Regions from separate parts of the Homo sapiens genome. Here region 2 is linked to region 1. Evidence: read pairs that join two places in POLR2A ChIA-PET (ENCODE). Cell type or tissue: MCF 10A. All regions are shown on one strand. Each heading gives the region's core, and the rest is flanking DNA. Links, peaks and the distances in the headings are about the cores only.

Region 1 (5,387 bases), core at 77-5,076:
CAGGCGTGCACCACCACAACTGGCTAATTTTTGTATTTTTAGTAGAGACAAGGTTTTGCCATGTTGGGCAGGCTGGTCTTGAACTCGTGACCTCAGGTGATCCACCTGCCTCGGCCTCCCAAAGTGCTGGGATTACAGGCATGAGCCACCACACCCAGCCTATAGAATATTTTTATGAGATAACTAGATTTATATTTGTGTTTTGTTTTTTGTTTTGTTCAGATAAGGAAAATAAGAGTTCAAACATACATGGGTTTGACCCCGTTCCCCTTAGAATTAGCATTCTTTTCATTTGCCTCGTCACATTTAAAGATTAGTGTTAGGTTTACTTTGTATCATTAAACTGATATTTATAGGGTTTCTAAAATTAAAAAACTTCCCTCAAATTAAATAAATCATTCACTGGGATTGTGCCTTACAGATTACAGCCAGGAAAAAAAAAGTAATTAGTGAAACCAGAAAGAAAACCCTGACTGTTAATTACATTTTTGATAAATATTACTTTTGGTTTTTATAAATGTTAAGAATGATTAAAACAGTAGCTTCTGAGTCCTATAAAATTAATACAATCCCATTTCTGATTTTACAAATACTATCTTGGTAAGAAAAAGAAAATCCATGAAATTACCTTGAAGAGTGGAATGGAACAGTTTTTAATAAATCTCGTTTTAAGTTGAAACTTCCACTTCTATAGCACTTAGGAAGTTTCAGTGGTAGCAGATGATCACATTGCTTTTGTGTGTGGGTAAGGGTTAGGAGGGCCAGTCATTGTCCTCCTGGTACTTTCCTGCTCTAATAGACATGGAACCTGTGTTCCTCATAATTCTCTAGGAGAGTGTGATGCCATACTAGGCAAGGCGACGTGGGGAGGGCATGGATAAAGAAGACAGGATACAGAGAGAGAGAGAGAGAGAGACAGTTACTAAATGTGCATGCTATAGAAAGAGGCTATGTCTGCTCTTTCTTCATTGCTGCCACATTGGTGAGTAGCCAGGGTTGGCTTGCTGTTATTGTTCACCTTCACCAAATGTGTTAATGAAACATCAAGATATGTTTAAGTGTAGTTCGCTTTGGGAAGACTTGGTTAGGAAACCTTTCTTCTACTTGAGCTCCATGGAATGATGATTCTGCCTGTGAAACTAATTAGAATTTACAGTTCTACTTTACATAAGGAACAAGAACATTTTGTAGTCAGGTTGAAGTAAATTGAAAATGGAAAAGAAACCATTATATCTGCATTTTGTATTAATACTTTAACTGTTTGCTTGATGTGTAATAAAGCTTCCTACAGATTAAAATATGTTGTAACTCATTGCAATTTAGCTTCTTTTGTATCAGAAAAACTCTTTTATCTGCTGCCATCAAAGTTTATTTCCAGGCTGGGTACAGTGGCTTATGCCTGTAATGCCAGCAATTTGGGAGCCTGAGGCAGGCAGATTGCTTGAGCCCAGAAGTTCCAGACCAGCCTGGGCAACATGGCAAAACCCCATCTCTACAAAAAAAAAATGCAAAAAATTAGCCAGGCGTGATGGCGTGTGCCTGTAGTCCTAGCTACTTGGGAGGCTGAGGAGGGAGAATCACCTGAGCCCAGGAAGTTGAGGTTGCAGTGAGCGTGACTGTGCTACTACACTCCAGCTTGGGCAACAGAGTGAGACTCTGTCTTAAAAAAAAAAAGAAAAAAGTTTATTTCCATTAGGAGGTCTCAGATCCTTTAAAAATAGATGGATTTATTTCAATTCAGTGATTTTAAAAAAATAAAATTTTATAAAATTATGTTTAATAAAAGGAAAGAATGTGAAAAATTTTTAATAAAATTAAGAGACATTGAAATATTTAAAGAGCTCTTACTGAATTTAATTTTATTTTTTGTAGCCTATACATCTGTGAAAATTTGCTCTTGAATTTTGAAAAATTGCATTTCAAAAGAAGATATTTTGCAGTGTTGCATGTGTCTATTGATATAGCTCTCCCTGGAGGTTTCCTTAATATTTGTAATTGGGGAATATTTCATTTAGCTTATTAAAAACATTGAATTTAAAAGTCTCAACTCATTTCTCCTCCTCAGTTTTTCTGCTGCTTACTTTTCTATTCACCCACCTCTCTTGCCCCTAGCAATTTTCCTAGAGGCCATATCTGAAGCTTGTTTTGCAATCTTTGGCACCCTGAGTCTGCATCCTTCACATTTCTTCATCCTTAGGAAAGTGATGTAATTTTGCTACTGCTGTGAATTCTTTTTAAGACAGATTCAAGATGATTTGCCTGTCTTCAGTGGCAGCGCTGATGCTTTTATGCTGGGATGGGTGGCCTCAAGGGTCTTTTCAGATATTTAGGAAATGGGCAGTGATAAAAACCACCATTTTCTTCTTCCCTGGGTCTCTGATTGGTATCCAGAGTGATGGGGAGTGCTTTCTCTGCCTTTCCTTAACCAGTGAGATAGTACAGGGATCTAGAATTTCTGGAGAGCTGGTAGAAGTCTTAGGTATTCTTACATTGTCCCCAAAGGAAGAACCTCAGAGTCTCAGGACAATTTTTTTTTTTTTTTGTGGAGACAGGGTCTCACTCTGTCAGCCAGGCACAATCACTGTTCACTGCAGTCCTGACCTCCCCGGCTCAGGTGATCCTTCCACCTCAGCCTCCTGAATAGCTGGGACTGTAGGCATACACCACCATGCTCAGCTAATTTGTTTTCAGTAGAGACAGGGTTAAGCCATGTTTCCCAGGCTGGTCTCAAACTCCTAAGCTTACATTAATCCACTGATCTTGGCCTCCCAAAGTGCTGGGATTACAGTGTGTGTGAGCCACTGCACTCAGCTAAAATGTTTGATGTTTCCTCTCACATAGAAGATAGTCTTTCTACTGAGGATTAGGTACAGAGAAATAAAAATTAAGGTCTTAAGTGTATATTTTCCTGTACATTATTATAGGAACAAAATCTGAGAAAATAGAACTCAACAGAAATAATAAATAATTATTAGAATTTTATAGAAACAGATTTGTGAAGGTTAAGGATTCAGATTAATGTCCACTAATGGCCATTGTGAAATCTGATCTTTACTGTCCTTGAGATTTGATACAAGTTTATTTGGGACTCAGTTTTCCCTTTAATAAAGTGAGTATCTTCATGTATTTCTGAGAAGCCTTCAAGCTCCTGCATTCTGTAGAATGGTATGTATCAATGGATTTTATTTTCAGAATTCTAAATTTATCCTCCTTTTTCCTTTGTAACATTTAAAATTTTATAAGGAATACAGGCTGGACTCAAGTAGAATAATATGAAAATATGCTTAAGTTCTTATAGCAACCAAAGTAATGGAATAAACTTTCTTCAATTTTCAGCCTTGAAAAAACATTCCTCAGTTAACATATTTCAGGTTTATGAGGCATTGTAAGGCAGCCATATAGACTACAATCCTAGTGACTCAGTTTTTAACATTCTTTAGTTCACAGAATTTCAGTAATGCTAACCTTAACTATTCCCATGTTACTTCCAGAAGATATCTTGATTTGATTCTCTTGTAATTTTTCCTATATTGCCAAATTAGAAGTACATAATTACTTACATTTATTATGCAGAGTATTCCCTTATATGAATCTATTAGAAACCTAAATATAAAATAGGAAGAAGGATATATGTCTTGTTATCTCACCTTATGAAAGTTGTTATGAAAACACTTGTTTATGATGGAGAATCTGTGAGTCCAGAACTAGAAGTTATGAGGGAGAGAGTAGTTAAGAGCCTGGCCACTGATTATGTAACATCCTCTCATTCTGTTTCCTCATTTATTAAATAGGGACAGTATGCCAGGCACAGTGGCTTGTGCCTGTAATTCCAGCACTTTGAGAGGCCAAGGCGGGCAGGTTGTTTTGAGCCCAGGAGTTTGAGACCAGCCTGGGCAATATGATGAAACCCTGTCTCTAAAAAAACATACAAAAAATTAGCCAGGCATGGTAGTATGCACCTGTAGTCTCAGCTATTTGGGAGACAGAGGTGGGAGGATTGCTTGAGCCCAGGAATTTGAGGCTGCAGTCAGCTGTGATCACACTACTGCACTCCAGCCTGAGTGACAGAGTGAGACCCTGTCTCAAATAAATAAATAAATAGGGATAGCAGTATGCATCTTTATAGGATTGTTATGGGAATTACATGAGTAATAATACACTTACATTAAGCCTGACACCTGCTAAGCATGCAATAAATGTTAACTGCTATTATTGTGCTTATTACTGTTATCAAATATGAGAAGCCCATATAAGCAAACTCCAAGATGGGCTGAAACATATATGTGACACAACTGCTTAATCTACCCTCATCTACTTCCATTAGGTAGAAGGGGATGGGAAGTGAGGAAAAAGTATTAATATATCTTTGTATTTTTTAAGTGCCTGAAATGTTTTATATTTTAATTTTTTGATGCTGGCTGAAATTTTACCAGGCCTGTTTTTAAAAATTTTTAATTAATGATGGATATTCAACAAGGAAAAAAAATCACTACCCCATACCATACACAAAAGTCTTTTCCTGTTCCTAAATGTGAAAGATTAAAGAGGATAACACAAGATATTCTATTTATGATCTGGAGATAGGCAGAGATTTTGTGAATAGTACAGAACACCAGTCATAAAGAAAAAGATTAATAAGTTAAACTTCATTAGATTTAAGAACTTTTATCAAAATATACCACTAAGAGTGTGAAAAGACAAGTTACACAATAGGCAGAGATATTTGCAATAATTTAAATAATAGAGGATCTGTATCCAGAATATATAGTATAATAAACTTGTGCAAATTTATAAGCAAAAGGCAGGCAATGCAATAGAAAAATTGGCTAAATACCTGAACAGAAACCTCACAAAAGAGGATATCCAAATGGTAAGGAAAAATAATAGAAAAGTTTAATATCATTAGTACAAGAAAACACACATTAAAACTGCAATGGGATGCTATTTTATACTATCCAGATTGATCAAAATTATACTCTGACAATGGCAAGTGTTGTTCAAGAGGTGAAGGAATGGAAATTGCTAGCATCACAACTTTGGCAACTATTTGTCAGTACCACTGCAGTTGAAGAAACACATACCCCGTGACCTGTTGGTTCCTCTCCTGGGTGTAGTCCCTAACAAAAATGTTTACACATGTGTGTTAAGAGATATGTACAAGAAAGTTTAGGCCGGGTGTGGTGGCTCACACCTGTAATCCCAGCACTTTGGGAAGCTGAGGTGGGTGGATCACTTGAGGTCAGGAGTCTAACATGATGAATCCCCATCTCTACAAAAAATACAAAAAATTTAGCCAGGCATAGTGGTGCACACCTATAGTCCCAGCTGCTCGGGAGGCTGAGGCACGAGAATTGCTTGAACCCAGGAGGTAGAGGTTGCAGTGAGCC
Region 2 (5,387 bases), core at 199-5,198, 56 kb before region 1:
AAACCTGGAAGCCTAGGGGTGACTCAGGGAGGCTGGGAGACAGAGATGGCAAGAGATTCTGTGCCTCCAAGTCAACACTGCTGTATTTGGTAGCTTTCTAGAACATTCCAGTGCAGCTGTCATACTATCTGCAAAAATACCTTAAGTGAAATGACAAAAAATAACCAAAATTAGGACCCCTGAAGAAGAAATGTATCCTCACCTCATTTTTTCTTCAGAAAAATTTTTTCTCTCAGTCTTCTTTCTAGTCTTTTTCTTATGGTGGTCTTCCTCTCCCCATCTTCTTTTCTGTCCTTACCCTACCCCTCCCATCCCATGGCTCATTATTTTCAGCAGATCTGTTCAACACAGATTGCTATTGATTGTCCTACAAAGAGCCAGGTACTGTGCAAGGTGCTAGAGGTATGAGGATGAATAAGGTATCCCTGTTTTTAAAGGACTCATAGCCTAGAGCTGCTTAAATTACACATCCCTACATTAATACTTTTTTAAAAAAATAGAACATTCTGTATAAAGCTGAAGGCTTGAAGTCCTTCCTGAGCTCTACCCCAAAAGCCAATACTTCTGAAGGCTTGAAGTCCTTCCTGAGCTCTACCCCAAAAGCCAATAATTCCCTGCCACCTAAGAGGTAACCACTGTTCTTGGTCGTGTTTCTTTCTGATCTTTCCCCATACATTTACACAGAAAATATGGGGTTTTGGCCGGGCGCGATGGCCTGTAATCCTAGCACTTTGGGAGGCCGAGGCGGCTGGATCACCTGAGGTTAGGAGTTCAAGACCAGCCTGGCCCACATGGTGAAACCCCATCTCTACTAAAATACAAAAATTAGCCAGGCATGATGGCGGATGCCTGTAATCTCAACTGCTCGGGAGGCTGAGATGGGAGAATCGCTTGAACCTGGGAGATGGTGGTTGCAGTGAGCTGAGATCACACCACTCCACTCCAGCCTGGGTGGCTGAGTGAGACTCCGTCTCAACAACAACAACAACAACAACAAAAAAAGAAAATATGGGGTTTTGTGGTTTTAAAAAACATAAATAATAATAGCTAATGCTTACTGTGTCACTGTTATGTATCAGGCACTATTTTAAGTATTTTATATAAATCATCATATTTAATCCTCAGAACAACTCTATAAGGTAGGAACGATTAGTATTCCCATTTTACAGATGAGGAAACTAAGCCCCAGAAAGGTTAAGTAGCTTGTTCAAGGATATACAGTAAACGGAGGAGCTTTGCTTTATATATTTTAATACAATTCGCCTTTTTTACTTAATATTATTTGGAGATACAGGTATGTTAGTGTGTAAAGAATTGTTTCATTATTTTTCTGTAGCCCTTTAAATAACTTTGTTATGAAAAATTTCAAACATATACAAATCTAGAGAAAATAGAATAATGATGGATACCATGGATGACTAGAGGGAGAAAGGAAGGAGGGGAACAGGGTGGAAAAACTATTGGGAACTATGCAAACTCTCTGGCTGATGGGATCATTTGTACCCCAAACCTCAGCATCACACAGTATTCCCTTGTAACAAACCCACACATGTACCCTCTTAATCTAAAATATGAATTGAGGCTCATGCCTGTAATCCCAGCACTTTCGAAGGCTGAGGTGGGTGGCTCACTTGAGGTCAGGAGTTCGAGGCCAGCCTGGCCAACATGGTAAAACCCCGCCTCTACTAAAAATACAAAAATTAGCGTGGTGGTGCATGCCTGTAATCCCAGCTACTAGGGAGACTGAGGCAGGAGAATCACTTGAACCTGGGAGGTGGAGGTTGCAGTGAGCCAAGGTCACGCCACTGCACTCCAGCCTGGGTGACAGAGGGAGACTCCATCTCAAAAAAATAAAATATGATTTGAAATTATTTTTTAAAAAGTTTGTTGTAATTCTAACTGAATTAATAAACTTTAAAATTCATACAAAAAAAGAGAAAATGGTATAATGAATCACCATATATCTGTCATTCCAGTGTCACCAATTATCATGGCTAACCTTGCTTCATCTGTATTACAGCCACAGTGGCTTATTTTGAAGCAGTTCTCAGACATCATCTTGCAGTATCCATAAATAGTTCAGTATGTAGCTCCTAAAGATAAACACTCTGAAAAACTAACCAAATCATAACACCATTATCACACCTAAAAAAAGTCTTATCATCAATTTCTTTTGAGTGTCGAAGTTCTCTGATTGTTTCATATATTTTTAAGTAGCTTTGTTAAAAAGCAGGATCCAAGCTAGATTCATACATTGCATTTGGTTGATCTGTTTCTTAGATCTTTTAATACTTTCTGCACCCTGCTATGTTAAAGGTCCTTATTTCTCTTTGGTAAAAATCTTGGTATTTAATCAAGGCTTATCAACATTAAGGCATTCCATCCCCCTAGGAGCAGCACCTTGATTGTCAAAGCGACATGATTTGCCCAAGCTTATACATATATATGCTTCTTGTATGTTCCCATGGTTACTTAGACTAAGAGACTAAAGTATTTATTTAAGGAATGATGCAAATTAATTATTCAACTTAATCTGCCTTGGGAAGCATTCTAGTTCCAGTTATTGGGTTCTTTGGGTCATTATTTTATTTCCAAGGTTTTTGGTTATTTTGAGTGGAAAATTGTTTTGGTAGATCTTCTTTATTATGGTAGCTTCAATTGATTTCATTGATTAATAAGGGTCTTTACCTCCCTGCTGTGTTAGAAATTGCATCATTCAGTAGCTGACAGTAGGGCTTACTATAGTGGACAGTGAAAATATATTAAAACAACAACAAAAATAAGCACATAGTATTCATGGAAGCAATCTGAGTTAGGAAGACAGAGCACTGAATAATATTTTTTTAGCAAAATCAGTAAAAGGTTTTGTTTCTAGTATATCCAAAATATGCAACTGAAAGTGCTAATCAAAATTAGATTTATACAACTGCTTTTCCCTAATGCTCATGTAGTTGATTTGAGTAACATTGGAAAAATTTTACATTACTAATTAAAATCCTTGTTTTTAAAAATTAATATGGCTTAATAAAGTTGTTAAAAAATCAAACTGGCCATATGTATTTAAAATAATTTTTTTCTTATAAAGTATTATTTATGATAGAATGCTCTTTTATTCTAATTGAACTAACATAATAAGGCAAATTACACATTGTACTGTTTAACAGGGTTTGTGTGTCAGATCTGCTGTGGTCTTTGCTCCTTATGTAGAGTGCTTGTGTAGTGAAAGGGCATGCATTCCTGACTAAATTTGGCTTCTGTTGGAAGTAAGAGCCATAATAGTGAAGGACAGTAAGAGAACTAGCTTCATATACTCAGTACTTGCCTTGGTACATATTGTCCTCTTTTATTGTTCAAATAATTCATTTTTCTATGTGGGAAATGCTCTATGAGATATCTGTAGTTACTAAACTTCATGATATTGTCATTTGAATTACTGAAATTGAAAGGATGTTAAGATCTGAAAATGTCAGTTCATCTCAGTTGGAACAAAGTAATGGAGGAACAGTTTGTTTTGACTCATATTACAGCCACATGTTGGTTAGACAGAGATAAAGCTGCCTAGACCAGTCAGGACCGATCTCGTGGTAAGCCCAGGAATACTGGAAGCCAACCCAGGGAAACTCTGGCTTGGAGAGAGATGAAAGGTTAGAACAATAATTTCTTCATGTTTGGGCAAAAGCAGAAGAATTCACTAAGCAAGGAGGGAAATAGAGATCCTATGCTTTTCTGTTTCTAAGCATTTTACAGTAACTATTTCAAGTTATATTTTACAATTTTGAAGTACTTTGGTGTTCAAGGTGTCATTTTTGCCTCACAATAGGACAGCAATTTTTCTGCAAACCCTTGTTAAAGAAGAGACTCCAAGAATCTGCATGTTTTGCCCAAAAATTCTTGAGTTAATGGCACAGGAGTTTAGAACCCAAGTTTTCTGACCCAGTTTTAGTGTCCGTCGTGCCATCATCTCTGAGCTACTTGACAGCAGGCACTATGTCTTGTTGATCTCTGCATCCCCAGTACCAGGCACCAGGCATAGTGCCTGGTACACAGTTTCAAAATGAATGCAAAATAACCTGAAAGATTTGATCTCAGCAGATTTTTGGCTTAAAAAGCAGTGTTTCTAGATATATTGCCTTAGTTTTGATGTGCATACTTCAAAAATCCTTAATCTTGATACACCATATAATTTTTTAAAAGTAACCAGTTTTCTAGTCACAACACATCAGAATTTTTCTTTATAGTCTCTGGAATATCTTTTAGAGATATAAAACATCAAAGGATCTGTTTATGAACTTAAACTATTTAAACAAGTAATTTGTATCATTTAGAGTGTTTGGGCTTTATGCTCATTCAAATCATTGAATTTTAAGTTAACCTTTTTTTCTTAGTGGAAATTTAGGGTTGTGTGTCAGTCTTTGTAATGTGTAGTTAATATAATAATATAGGTTGCATACATCCTTTTTTTTTTTTTTTTTCCTGGGATGGAGTCTTCTTCTGGTCGCCCAGGCTGGAGTGCAGTGAGTGGCACGATCTCGGCTTACTGCAACCTCCGCCTCCTGGGTTCAAGTGATTCTCCTGCCTCCGCCTCTCGAGTAGCTGGGATTGAAGGCACCCACCATCAGGCCTGGCTAATTTTTGTATTTTTAGTAGAGATGGGGTTTCGCTATGTTGGCCAGGCTGGTCTCAAACTCCTGAGCTCGTGATCCACCCGCCTCGGCCTCCCAAAGTGCTGGGATTACAGGTGTGAGCCACCGTGCCCAGCCGGTTGCATACATCCTAAAGGTCACTTAAGGTTAAATTTGGTAAATTGCAAAGGAGTTATTGCTATCCAGTTTATTCCAGTCAGTTGAAGCCTTGGTATGTTGATCTGTTGGCTTGGTAGGCAAAACATTTTTAAATGGCATGATCTTCTCATTTGGAGCTAGAGATAGTTCAGTGTAATTATGATACACATCTGTATGTGAAACCCTGCCATCTTTTATAGACAATAATTTTGATTAAATGTATGAGGATTCTAATCTCATGAGATCTATTTTATTTCTTAAGCTTTAGAATGTTAAGGCTTTCCTGAGCACATGCTAACTATACTCAATGTAAATTTAAATATTTCTGGAAATGTCAAAGCTGTATGTTCTTTTACATTTCAAATACTTGAGTTGGGCTTGGAAAAAGTTTAATCAAGAAAATGGACCAGCTATTTCAGATACATTTCAGATACTGTCAGCTACTTTATGTCAATGTCTTCCATGTGTCCTTGACTTCTTGCCCCAGAGGGATATACAACTGCTTAAGAGATATCTTTGAAATGGCAAATGATAAACTCTAAAGTTACTTGGAGTATAGACATACTTGGGTAATTTCATCTAAAGTCATTTTAGTTCATCCTTTGA

Evidence for each region. Peaks named below come from ENCODE experiments on the same cell type or tissue, not always from the same donor. Only the 100,000 strongest peaks of a DNase experiment are listed, where the experiment ranks them.
Region 2: POLR2A ChIA-PET joins it to region 1 with 5 read pairs; 6 of 35 experiments call an interaction of 5 or more read pairs at or near these places.

The regions. Positions count from the first base shown.
Region 1 is chr2:171,821,099-171,826,485 of GRCh38, reverse strand. The region is part of intron 9 of SLC25A12 (solute carrier family 25 member 12); the gene reads left to right. Among named protein-coding and RNA genes, the nearest start is that of SLC25A12, 70 kb to the left of the region's middle. In MCF 10A, for the core only: no CTCF peak of the experiment used is centred there; a DNase peak (open chromatin) is centred at 2,155.
Region 2 is chr2:171,876,758-171,882,144 of GRCh38, reverse strand. The region is part of intron 2 of SLC25A12 (solute carrier family 25 member 12); the gene reads left to right. Among named protein-coding and RNA genes, the nearest start is that of SLC25A12, 15 kb to the left of the region's middle. In MCF 10A, for the core only: no CTCF peak of the experiment used is centred there; no DNase peak of the experiment used is centred there.